Regions from separate parts of the Mus musculus genome. Here regions 1 and 3 are each linked to region 2. The links are chromatin loops, found by intact Hi-C in ENCODE. Cell type or tissue: left cerebral cortex. All regions are shown on one strand. Each heading gives the region's core, and the rest is flanking DNA. Links, peaks and the distances in the headings are about the cores only.

Region 1 (2,500 bases), core at 1-2,500, 91 kb before region 2:
TCAGCTTACACTTCCACATCAGTGATCATCAGTGTAGGAAGTCAGAGCAGGAACTCAAGTAGGGCAGGAACCTAGGGGCAAGAGCTAATACAGAGGCCATGGAAGGGTGCTGCTTACTGGCTTGCTCCCCATGGCTTGCTCAGCCGGCTTTCTTATGGAACCCGGAACCACCAGCCCTTGGATGGCTCCACCCACAATGGGCTTGCCCCACCCACAGTGGGCGGGGCCCTTCACCGCTGATCATTGATTAAGAAAATGCCCTACTGGCTCGCCTCCAGCCAATCTTATGGAGGAGTTTCCTCAATTGAAGTTCCTTCTTAGACGAATCTAGCTTGTATTAAAGTTGGCATAAAACCAGCCAGCACACACCCCAAGTAGGTGCTCCCACGAAGTAGTGGTCTGTGACCATCAAAACAGATTTCTCTAGCGAGTCGAGGTGCCCGGGATGTGGATGTCATATGGACAGAACTTGCTGAATGCCATTCCCACTGGGCAGCTCCTTGTTCCCCTTGGGCAAATGTAGGTTGCGCCCAAAGGGATTTTGAACTACGGGGCCACCTCACATCCCCACAGGAAGCCTGAAACTACCCTTTCCTCCCACCCCCAGAGAGAAGCTGTTGGGCTGGGTTGGCCCACACCAGCCCTGCCCTTGGGATCAGCGCTCAGTGTAGCGGCATCACCCGAAACTTTTTCCTTTTTTTGAGCATTTGTTTTCTTCTGCTCTGTCAGTTACTTTGTGGAGAAGAGATGGGGTGGGGGTGGGGATAGGGATGGGACTTGCTTTGCTTTGTAACTGGATTCCAGGTGGCCCTGTGAAGTAGCTGATAGACTGTCAGGTGTTGGTGTGCCTACATCAGTGCGGTGAGCCACAGAACTGAGGGGCAGGCTTGTATGTTTGCTTTGTATATTTGATTCTAGCAGGGTCAAACGACCAAGGTGCGCTTGTGATGATGCAGTACCATATATGGCCACCAGGAGGCGCTGTCTAACAATCTTCCTTTGGCCCGACTGCAGATTCCCTGGAAGAGATGCATCATCAGCTTGTGCAAACTGGAACCAGAGTTAAATCTTTGGAAATCGAGGCCGGGGGTTGGTGGGGGGCGGGGGGAGGGGAACTGAGGCCTGGGGTTTGGGGAAGGTTGGATCCAGACACAGCAGGAAACGATTGTGGATGTAATTCACAGACTGAGCTTCCTGGTGTACTGACACCCAGGAGTGCGTTCTGCAATTTGGTCTCTTACCGGCTGGTCCTGGTATGCGGACGTCTGAGCAGGTTCACAGCTTCTGTCCGTTCTGGTCTGATCAGAAGGGACCTTGCTGTCACTCACCCCCTCCTAGCATCCTGTCACCCAGGCCCAGGTGACGGTTACCCTGCCAATTAAGCTCTGAAAAGGAAGTACTCTCTTCCAGGTACCAGCAGATAATGGTGGAGTTGAATCAGGCCAGAGCTCCTTGTTTTTTTTTTTTTTTTTTTTTTGTTTTTTTTTTTAATAGGACATTGGAAAGAGCCAGATAGAGCTGAAAAGACCCGAGGGTGGGATCTGGGGCTAGCTCCGGCTGTGGAGATGCCTTCCCAAAGCCAGTCAGTAGAGATATTAGGGAGAGAAGGGAAAAACCTTGAGTTTAAGTGCTGACCTGCATCTTAGCCTTTAACATGGGGTCCAGCAAACAGACGAAAACAAAAACCAAAATAAGCAAAAAGGGCACAGACATATGCATGGGCACAGATGTATGCGCAGGCGCCACAGGCCCAGTTTGACAGAGGCAGGGGCCTGGCACCTTCTTTCACCTGCCCTGGCCAGCCTGTGGCTCTGTTGGGTGTCTGGAGGGTGTGTGTGTGGGAGGTTTGTTTCTTCGATTCCTTGTAGTTTTACTGACTGGCTCTGGGAGGGTGTGTCTACAGCTGGATCCCACCCTCGGGTCTTTCTGGGTCTTTTCGGCTCTTTCCAGCTCTTTCCGATGTCCTATTTAAAAAAAAGGGACCACTGCCTGGGATGTCTAGTCCTAGCCTTTCCTGCTGGCCCAACCACTTCTAGGGCACACAGAGGGGGCACTGTCTTGGCAGTGAGTATAGTCCCCTGTAGGCTCTTGGGCCTTTGAGCTGTAAATCACAGACCTGAAGAAAGGAATTCCTCCCCTGTGCCTCAGTCACCCCCGAGCTGTGACTGCACCACCTGCCTATAGTGGGTTTCCAGAAGACTGTTTCATCCAGGGCTGAGCCATCCTGTGAACTCAGTAGAGAGCAGAAACCCTTGAGCTTACAGAAGCCATTTTCCTGTGGATGGAGGGAGAAACCCTTGAGCCCCGCTAGCGAATTAGAGCAGAAGAAAAGTGCTGGAGCCATAGCCGACCTTTCTGTAACATAGCTGTGAAGTCGCCCATGGTCTGTCACAGAGACTGGATTTATGTCCCCAGAGGGAATGTGTTTCCAGCCTAGAGGACTCGCAGGCTGGGGACTGTCAACTCGTAAGAGGGTCCTTCCTTAATACAAATTGTTCTG
Region 2 (4,616 bases), core at 1,211-3,710:
TGGAACAAAGAGCTTTGGAGCTAGGCAGAACCGTGTTCAAATCCCACCCCCAGCACTTCTGTACTGTGTGACCTCCATCAAGTAGCATAGCCTCTCTGACATCTTGTTTGCTCACCTAGAGACGAGTCCCCATCTTGAAAATGAAGAGGATTTGATGTTTTCATATACATAATTCTCTGCACAAAAGCAGGGGCTGGAAGCCATGCTATTTGCTTTTCCCAGTCCTCCCTCCCGCCCCCATCATCTTCCTTCCAGTTTCTGGTATTAGTAAGTTGATGCTCTGCTCCATTCTCTGACCCCCAAGTGAAGCCAAGGAGGAGTGTGAAGAAGCCTGGTCCTTTCTCTAGGGAGAGCATCATTTGTTGGGCTGACGGAAGCCTGGCCTTGTCTCACCAGCCCCAGGGAGACGGTGAGCAGAGACCTCTGAACCAATCTATCTTAGAAATGGTCTTTTTTTTTTTTCTTCAGACAGAGGGAGGAAAGGGGGAACATAGCAGAAAGCATCTAGCCAGATGCCTAGCGAAATCTGCCCCAAATCAGCCATCCTTTCTAATAACGAAGGTTGTCATGAGTCTCAGCTCAATCGGAAATGACAGGCTGTGTAAATATTTGCTCTGTAACTGATTTATAGGGTAGGGAACAACAAAAAATAAGATTAGTCACTAATCATGGGGCTGCAGGAAGAGCAGGAAGCCTGGATGCCAGGCCCCAGTGCCTGCAAGGCCCAGGCCCTAACCCAGGTCTGCACGTACTCAGAGAGATGGGGATGGAGGTGTGGGTGGGTGCTGTGTAGGGCATCCACGTTAGGGTACGGACTTGTGGATCTTTCTATAGGGTAAGGTCCAGGCAGCACTGTTTGTATCCGAGATCAGCCTCTAGCTAGACGCCCAGAGAAGACTGTAAGCTGGAATGTTTTTTGTATTTGACAGCTGACTAATTTCCTTTTGGGATGGGTGCTTTTGAGAAATAGGAGCAAGTGTGTGTGTGTGTGTGTGTGTGTGTGTGTGGTCATCTCTTACACCGCTGTAAGGCTGACAGACTGAGGTAGAACCAACATCCAGGTCAACACACCCAGCTCTTACTGAGTTGCTTTCTGAGTGCATGAACTGTTGGGAGGGCAAATAATGGGCATTATCATTCCTTCTGCAAGTGAATTGTGTCTGTAGCTCACTGCTCAGCCTCTGGCATTCCTTGGTGTGGCAGTTCCCACTCCCTTGTTCTGAACTTCCTGCAGGTTCAGCTCCACACACTGCCACTCAGAGCCAACACCTCCTGTCAAAGCTCTACCCTCAGGGTGGATACTGGCTTTCACCTCCCTGTAGCATCTAAGTATGTGCACATGTGCATGCACACACACACACACACACACACACACACATGCACAGCCTCCATGAACATGACACACAGAAAACACACCCTCTCCAGTCTCTTCTCATATCTAGGCATTAGCTCGGAGGTTCATAAAGAACTGCTCAGACATGACCTTCCAGCAGGATGGAGACCTCCATGTCCATGAGCTGATTAGAAAGGCAGCTGTGTGCATCCAAACCAGGGTCCAAGCTGTAGAAAGCCACAGCTACTAGTGATGGGGCTTAGCTGTTCCAGGAGGAAGAGAGGAAGACCCTGGATGGACTCTTGGTATCAGGGAGAGGCACTGCCTAGCAACCCATACCCAGGAAGTGAAATTCGGGTGTGGCTTTGAGTGGCCCCTTGGGTGAGGACCCAGTGAACCCCAGTGTGGGACCAGGGTGTGTCCTCGATAACCCAGGGATATGAGGCTTCTTGCTGGTGGCCTGCCACAAATGCAGTTGAGTATGACCCAGTTATTCCTAAAGCTTCTAGGGAGACAGTTTCCAGTCCTTGCAGAAGCTATCTGGGAACTTCCACTCAGCCCCACCCTCTTCCATCTTTCTTCTGCAATTCCCTTCAATCAAAAGCCCCAACTAACAGGGAAGAAACAGCAATTTAATTTACCCCTCTCTCAAACCTGGGCTTTGGCCTATCACATAAGTTTCAAGCGTGTATCTTCACAATATATACATTATATATGTCATTTGCATATACATTTTCATTTCTAGGAACATTTTTTTGAGACTGGCTCTCACATAGCCTAGGCTGGCCTTCAACTCACTATGTTGCCAAAGATGACCTTGAACTCTTGATATCCTGCCTCCACCTCCAGAGTCTGGGGATCACAAACGTGCATCACCACATCTGGTTTGTGTGGTGCTGGGGACCAAACCCATAGCTTGGTATATGCTAGACAAATTGCTTTACCAACTGAGCCACATACCCTGGGATTCTCTAGGAATTTATAGAGAACTATGTTTCATAGTGTGTCAACCATATCTTCAACACAGATTACTGGTGAACTTGGAGTATCTAATTGGGAAACAGAGCTACATTCCAAATTTGATCTTGAACTTGGAACGTCTTGAAGAAAGAATATGAAGTCGTGGTGGACTGCGTCTGCCATCAAGGGCATTGCTTTCTTTCTTAGAATAAAATAGAGAGAAAGCGTTGCATACGCCACGTACAATATGCCTTATTATTTAAAAACAGTACTCCGGTTACTAAATTGAAACAGTGGAGACGAGTCTAAAAGTAACGAGGTGTCTGTCTCTGAAATCCGAACACCCTCACAGCCTGCCAACTGCTTCCTCGTGTGGACCCTTCTAGAAAATGTAGATACAGATGTCCCTGCCTCAGTGTGGGGTCTGCTCATGATTTCCTAGTTTACAATGGCGTGAAAGCAATTTGCCTTCAGCTGGAGCTGAGCTTGTGCGCTGGCTTCTCATGTCTCTGTGGGCTGGCAGGATTCAGTGAGATCTCCCTATGCCGGGCAGTGTCAGTGAGCCGTGGTTCCTGTCTGTCACACATTCTTGAAGGGGAACGGCTGCTTTTCTGTGCTGGGCTGGGGAGCTGAGTTTCGAAAGACCACTGGGTGGGTGTATCCAGTGCTTTTTTCAGCCTGTGATAGTTTCACTGGGCAGTGGGTTGATTGGGACGGACCCATGCTATCAGCAGAGGGACAGTGTGCTCTTGTGTGTGTGCCCTTACTTTTCTATAGGACACACCAGTTGAGGAAGCAGCTGGGGTCTCCATGTATCCCTCCCTATTAAATCAGCCAGCTTGGTCTAAAGAGATGGGTCTCCATGGACTACCTCCACTCCCACAACCTCACCCTAGCTTAAGCCATTAATGTCTTGCCCTGACAATCTTTTCCCTAATAACACTGTCTTAGTCAGGGTTCTATTCCTGCACAAAATATCAGGACCAAGAAACACTTGGGGAGGAAAGGGCTTATTTAGCTTACATTTCCACATTGCTGTTCATCACCAAAGGAAGTCAGGACTGGAACTCAAGCAGGTCAGGAAGCAGGAGCTGATGCAGAGGCCATGCAGGGATGTTACTTACTGGTTTGCTTCCCCTGGCTTGCTCAGCTTGCTTTCTTATAGAACCCAAGACGACCAGCCCAGGGATGGCACCACCCACAAGAGGCCCTCCTTCCTTGATCACTAATAGAGAAAATGCCCCACAGCTGGATCTCATGGAGGCACTTTCCCAACTGAAGCTCCTTTCTCTGTGATAACTCCAGCCTGTGTCAAGTTGACACACAAAACCAGCCAGTACAAACACTTTTTTGTTTCCTGGCAAAGAAGATGGAACTCAGGTGTTGCACATGTTTGGCAAGTGCTCTGCCACTGAGCTACAATCCCAACCCCTTACTGAGGGATTCTAGGCAAATGCCCTACAGCTGGGCCACACCCATCTACTCCAATTCCTCTTTAATTAAAAACAAAAATAAAGATTGAAAGAGTTATGGGTGCTTGAGTGCATGTGTGTGTATATGTATGTGTGTGTGTGTGTGTGTGTGTGTGTGTGTGTGTGTTCATGCACATGCCACAGTGTATGTGTAGAGGTCAGAGAAACGTTTGAGAGCTAGTTTTCTCCTTCCACCATGGGTTCCAGGGATCAAATTTAGGCCATCTGTGAGCTTGCATAGGAAGCACCTTTCCCCACTGAGCCATCTCTTCTACCCCATTCCATACTTGCCCCATCAGACTCCACTTTATACTTCAAGCAGGGAGACCCTTTAAAAACACAGTCTCATGGCATCCCCCCCTCCAGCTTCCTGTGGCCATTGGCATAGAATTTAACCTGTCATCAAAAAAATGGCAGAGCAGATCTGCAGCGGTCTGGTCCACTGCCCCCACCCTCATTCTGAGTTCCCTGCCCTGACTGTGCCCTCCTGACAGCACCCCTGCCTCCCTCCTGACCCCAGACCTTCCCAAGCCTCCCTTCTGCCTGACATTCAGGGCTCTACAGAATGCCACACCTGACCTCTCCCGGGTTACCACCGTGCTTCTGGATCTTGCAGCCCCAGACCTGTTTGCTGGGTTACCTGGGGATGAATACACATCTTTTAAAGGCACAGTGACAAAGGGGCCATACCACACACACCGAATTTACTTCTCTGTCCTCCCACTCCATAATAAAAGTTGGTGCACCCTCCACCCTGACTCTTTCCAGCCTGCAGCTCCTCCATCTGATGGAATGGTGGTAATTTAATTGACCACTCCACTCTGAGGCACAGTGAAGAGGCTTTCAGTCTC
Region 3 (2,500 bases), core at 1-2,500, 330 kb after region 2:
TTTCTGAAAAATTTGCCAAGGTCCTTGGGGGATTCCTAGAGCCAAAGTCATGGTCCCCTAGAAGGGATCACCTTGACGTGTATCTCAAGTTTGCACATTCTGCAGGAATCTATACCCAGCAACAGCACGGCTGCCTGCCAAACGCCATTTCAAGTGGCAGTCACTGCCCGGAGAAAGTCAGTTTTAGGTGCATGTCCGTTCAGAGTCCTACACTAGAGACTCTTGGTCATGAAACCTCTGTTGTGCTCTGAATGAGAAATAGAGGGCTGGAGAGTTGGTTCCATAGTTAAGAGAACTTGCTGCTCTTCCAGAGGACCTGAGTTTGGTACCCAGCACCCACATCAGACGGCTCACAACCCTCTGTTAACTCCAGCTCTGGGGAGATTGGGGATTCTGGCCTCTGCTGGCTCCTACAGTCAAGTGCACATACTTGCCTGGAGAAACATGCACACCTGTATAGAATTTAAACTAATAAAAATAAATCTTTGAATATGCACTGTCTCCCCACCCCCAGACTCCTGCAGTTTGAACACTTGGTCCCCTATTTGAGGTCATGGCACTTTTTTTTTAAGATTTATTTATTTATTTTAATACACTGTAGCTGTCTTCAGACACACTAGAAGAGGGCATCAGATCTTATTACAGATGGTTGTGAGATACCATGTGGTTGATGGGAATTGAACTCAGGACCTCTTGAAGAGCAATCAGTGCTCTTAACCACTGAGGCATCTCTCCAGCCCCTCATGGCACTTTTAATAGGCATGGCCCCCCTGGAAGAAGGAGGTATTAGGGCTGGGCCTTGAGGTCTCATAACCCAGCCGCACATCCCTGTTCATTCCTGGTGTTCATGTGTGCGCTGGGATGGCTGTCTCACATTCCTGCAGCTGCCTGTCCACCATGATTGCCTGTATCTCCTTGAAGTATAAACTGAAAGCAACCCACTTTCCTTTATGTCACTTCTGGTCAGAGACTCAGCAAGCAAGAGAAGTCAGTAACACAGCCTCCAGCAAATGGGGGCCAGTGCAGCTCAGTCCTGGAAATAGAGACCAATAAAAACACCATTCTTAGGGCCTGGAGAGGTGACTCAGTGGTTAAGAGAGCTTGCTGTCCCTGCAAAGTCTGGAATACACTTCTCAGCATCCCCATCAGGGGAGTCCCAACCATCTGTAATTCTAGCTCCAGGACTCTTGCGCCCTCTTCTGGCCTCTGCAAGACATCACACACATAGATACACATGACACAAGACGCAGACACGGACACACATGCAGACACAGATACAAGACACACAGAGGCAAGACACACACACACACACACAGACACACACAGAGACACATAATTTAAAACAAACCTTTTAAAATTATAAAAACTATCTTTTCCTCACAGGTCACACAACGCATATGGCCATCAGGGATTGTTGTACTGGCTAAAGTTTACCCTCCCCAGCTCAGATGCAAAGCCTTGTCCTAGCTGACTGGGCCTCCAGGCCTCAATGGCCTAATCTGAGAGATGGGATAATGATAGACAGCTGCTGCTGCAGACTGAGTGTCTATGGCCCCTAGAGTTCTCATATCAAAATTAAACTCCCTCAGTTAGATTTGACGTGTCACTTAACAAGGGGGTGGCATTAAAGGGTAGGGACTGGGCTGGGAGTGCAGCTTGATGGTTAGAAGGTAGAGTGTGCAGAGGGCTGGATTTGATTACTAGGACTGGCACTGTAAGAGGGGACAGAGAGAGGAAGGAAGCAAAGAAGGAAAGGAAGAGAGAGAAAGAGAAAGAGGGGAAAGGGGGAAGGAAGGAGTGGGGCTTCTGCAAGGCAACCGAGTCAGGGGCTGCGCCCTCATAGATCAGAACAACATTTTTATAGAAATTAGCCAGGAAAACTGCTTCCACCTTTTGCCATGTTAGAACAAGTAGAGCTGGTACCTGTCCAGCAGATCCTCCCATGACACCAGATCTGCCGGCCCCCCAGTCTCAAACCTCCAGAACCCGCATGCTAGATTTCTCTTGAGCAGATTAACCAGCCTTGGGTATTTCAGAATCTCCATGACCATCTCTGTTGACCAAAGACCCACTAAGAGGCAACTTAAGGCAAGAAAGGATTTCTTGGGCTTACAGTTCACAGGGTGCCGTGGTCACGACAGGGAAGGTATGACCACAGTCACATGGGGAGGCAGGGGGAGGGGGGCAGGGGCAGCTGGTCCCATTGCATCTGCAGTCAGGAAGCAGTGAACAGAAAGACCGACTGGACTGTAATATTTGATGGCCCACCCCCAATAACTCACTTCCTCCAGCGAGGCTTCACCCTCTAAAGATGCCACAACCCCCCAAAACAGCACTGCCCACCGAGAACAAAGTGTTCAAACACAAGAACGTATGGGGGGAGAGCTTGCACTTGAACCACAACTGCTAAAAACCCATCTGTTTCAAAGCCAGAAGCGCAGTGCCCCACAGTAGGTACCAAATATCCTCAGGTCAGTTCTCCATCTCCTCCTAGCCCTCC

The links. Hi-C counts contacts between places; a loop is a spot of excess contacts. Peaks named below come from ENCODE experiments on the same cell type or tissue, not always from the same donor. Only the 100,000 strongest peaks of a DNase experiment are listed, where the experiment ranks them.
Region 1: a loop joins it to region 2, with 2.3 times the contacts of the local background. A loop is called at or near these places in 8 of 42 quality-filtered maps.
Region 3: a loop joins it to region 2, with 3 times the contacts of the local background. A loop is called at or near these places in 22 of 42 quality-filtered maps.

Annotation. Positions count from the first base shown.
Region 1 is chr5:117,515,853-117,518,352 of GRCm38, forward strand. The region is part of intron 3 of Ksr2 (kinase suppressor of ras 2); the gene reads left to right. Among named protein-coding and RNA genes, the nearest start is that of Gm42013, 33 kb to the left of the region's middle. In left cerebral cortex, for the core only: a CTCF peak has its summit at 956 (motif pointing right); DNase peaks (open chromatin) are centred at 230 and 977.
Region 2 is chr5:117,605,272-117,609,887 of GRCm38, forward strand. The region is part of intron 4 of Ksr2 (kinase suppressor of ras 2); the gene reads left to right. Among named protein-coding and RNA genes, the nearest start is that of Gm42013, 120 kb to the left of the region's middle. In left cerebral cortex, for the core only: no CTCF peak of the experiment used is centred there; a DNase peak (open chromatin) is centred at 2,639.
Region 3 is chr5:117,940,561-117,943,060 of GRCm38, forward strand. All of the region lies in intron 21 of Nos1 (nitric oxide synthase 1, neuronal), which reads left to right. Among named protein-coding and RNA genes, the nearest start is that of Gm26995, 2.2 kb to the left of the region's middle. In left cerebral cortex, for the core only: a CTCF peak has its summit at 1,180 (motif pointing left); a DNase peak (open chromatin) is centred at 1,209.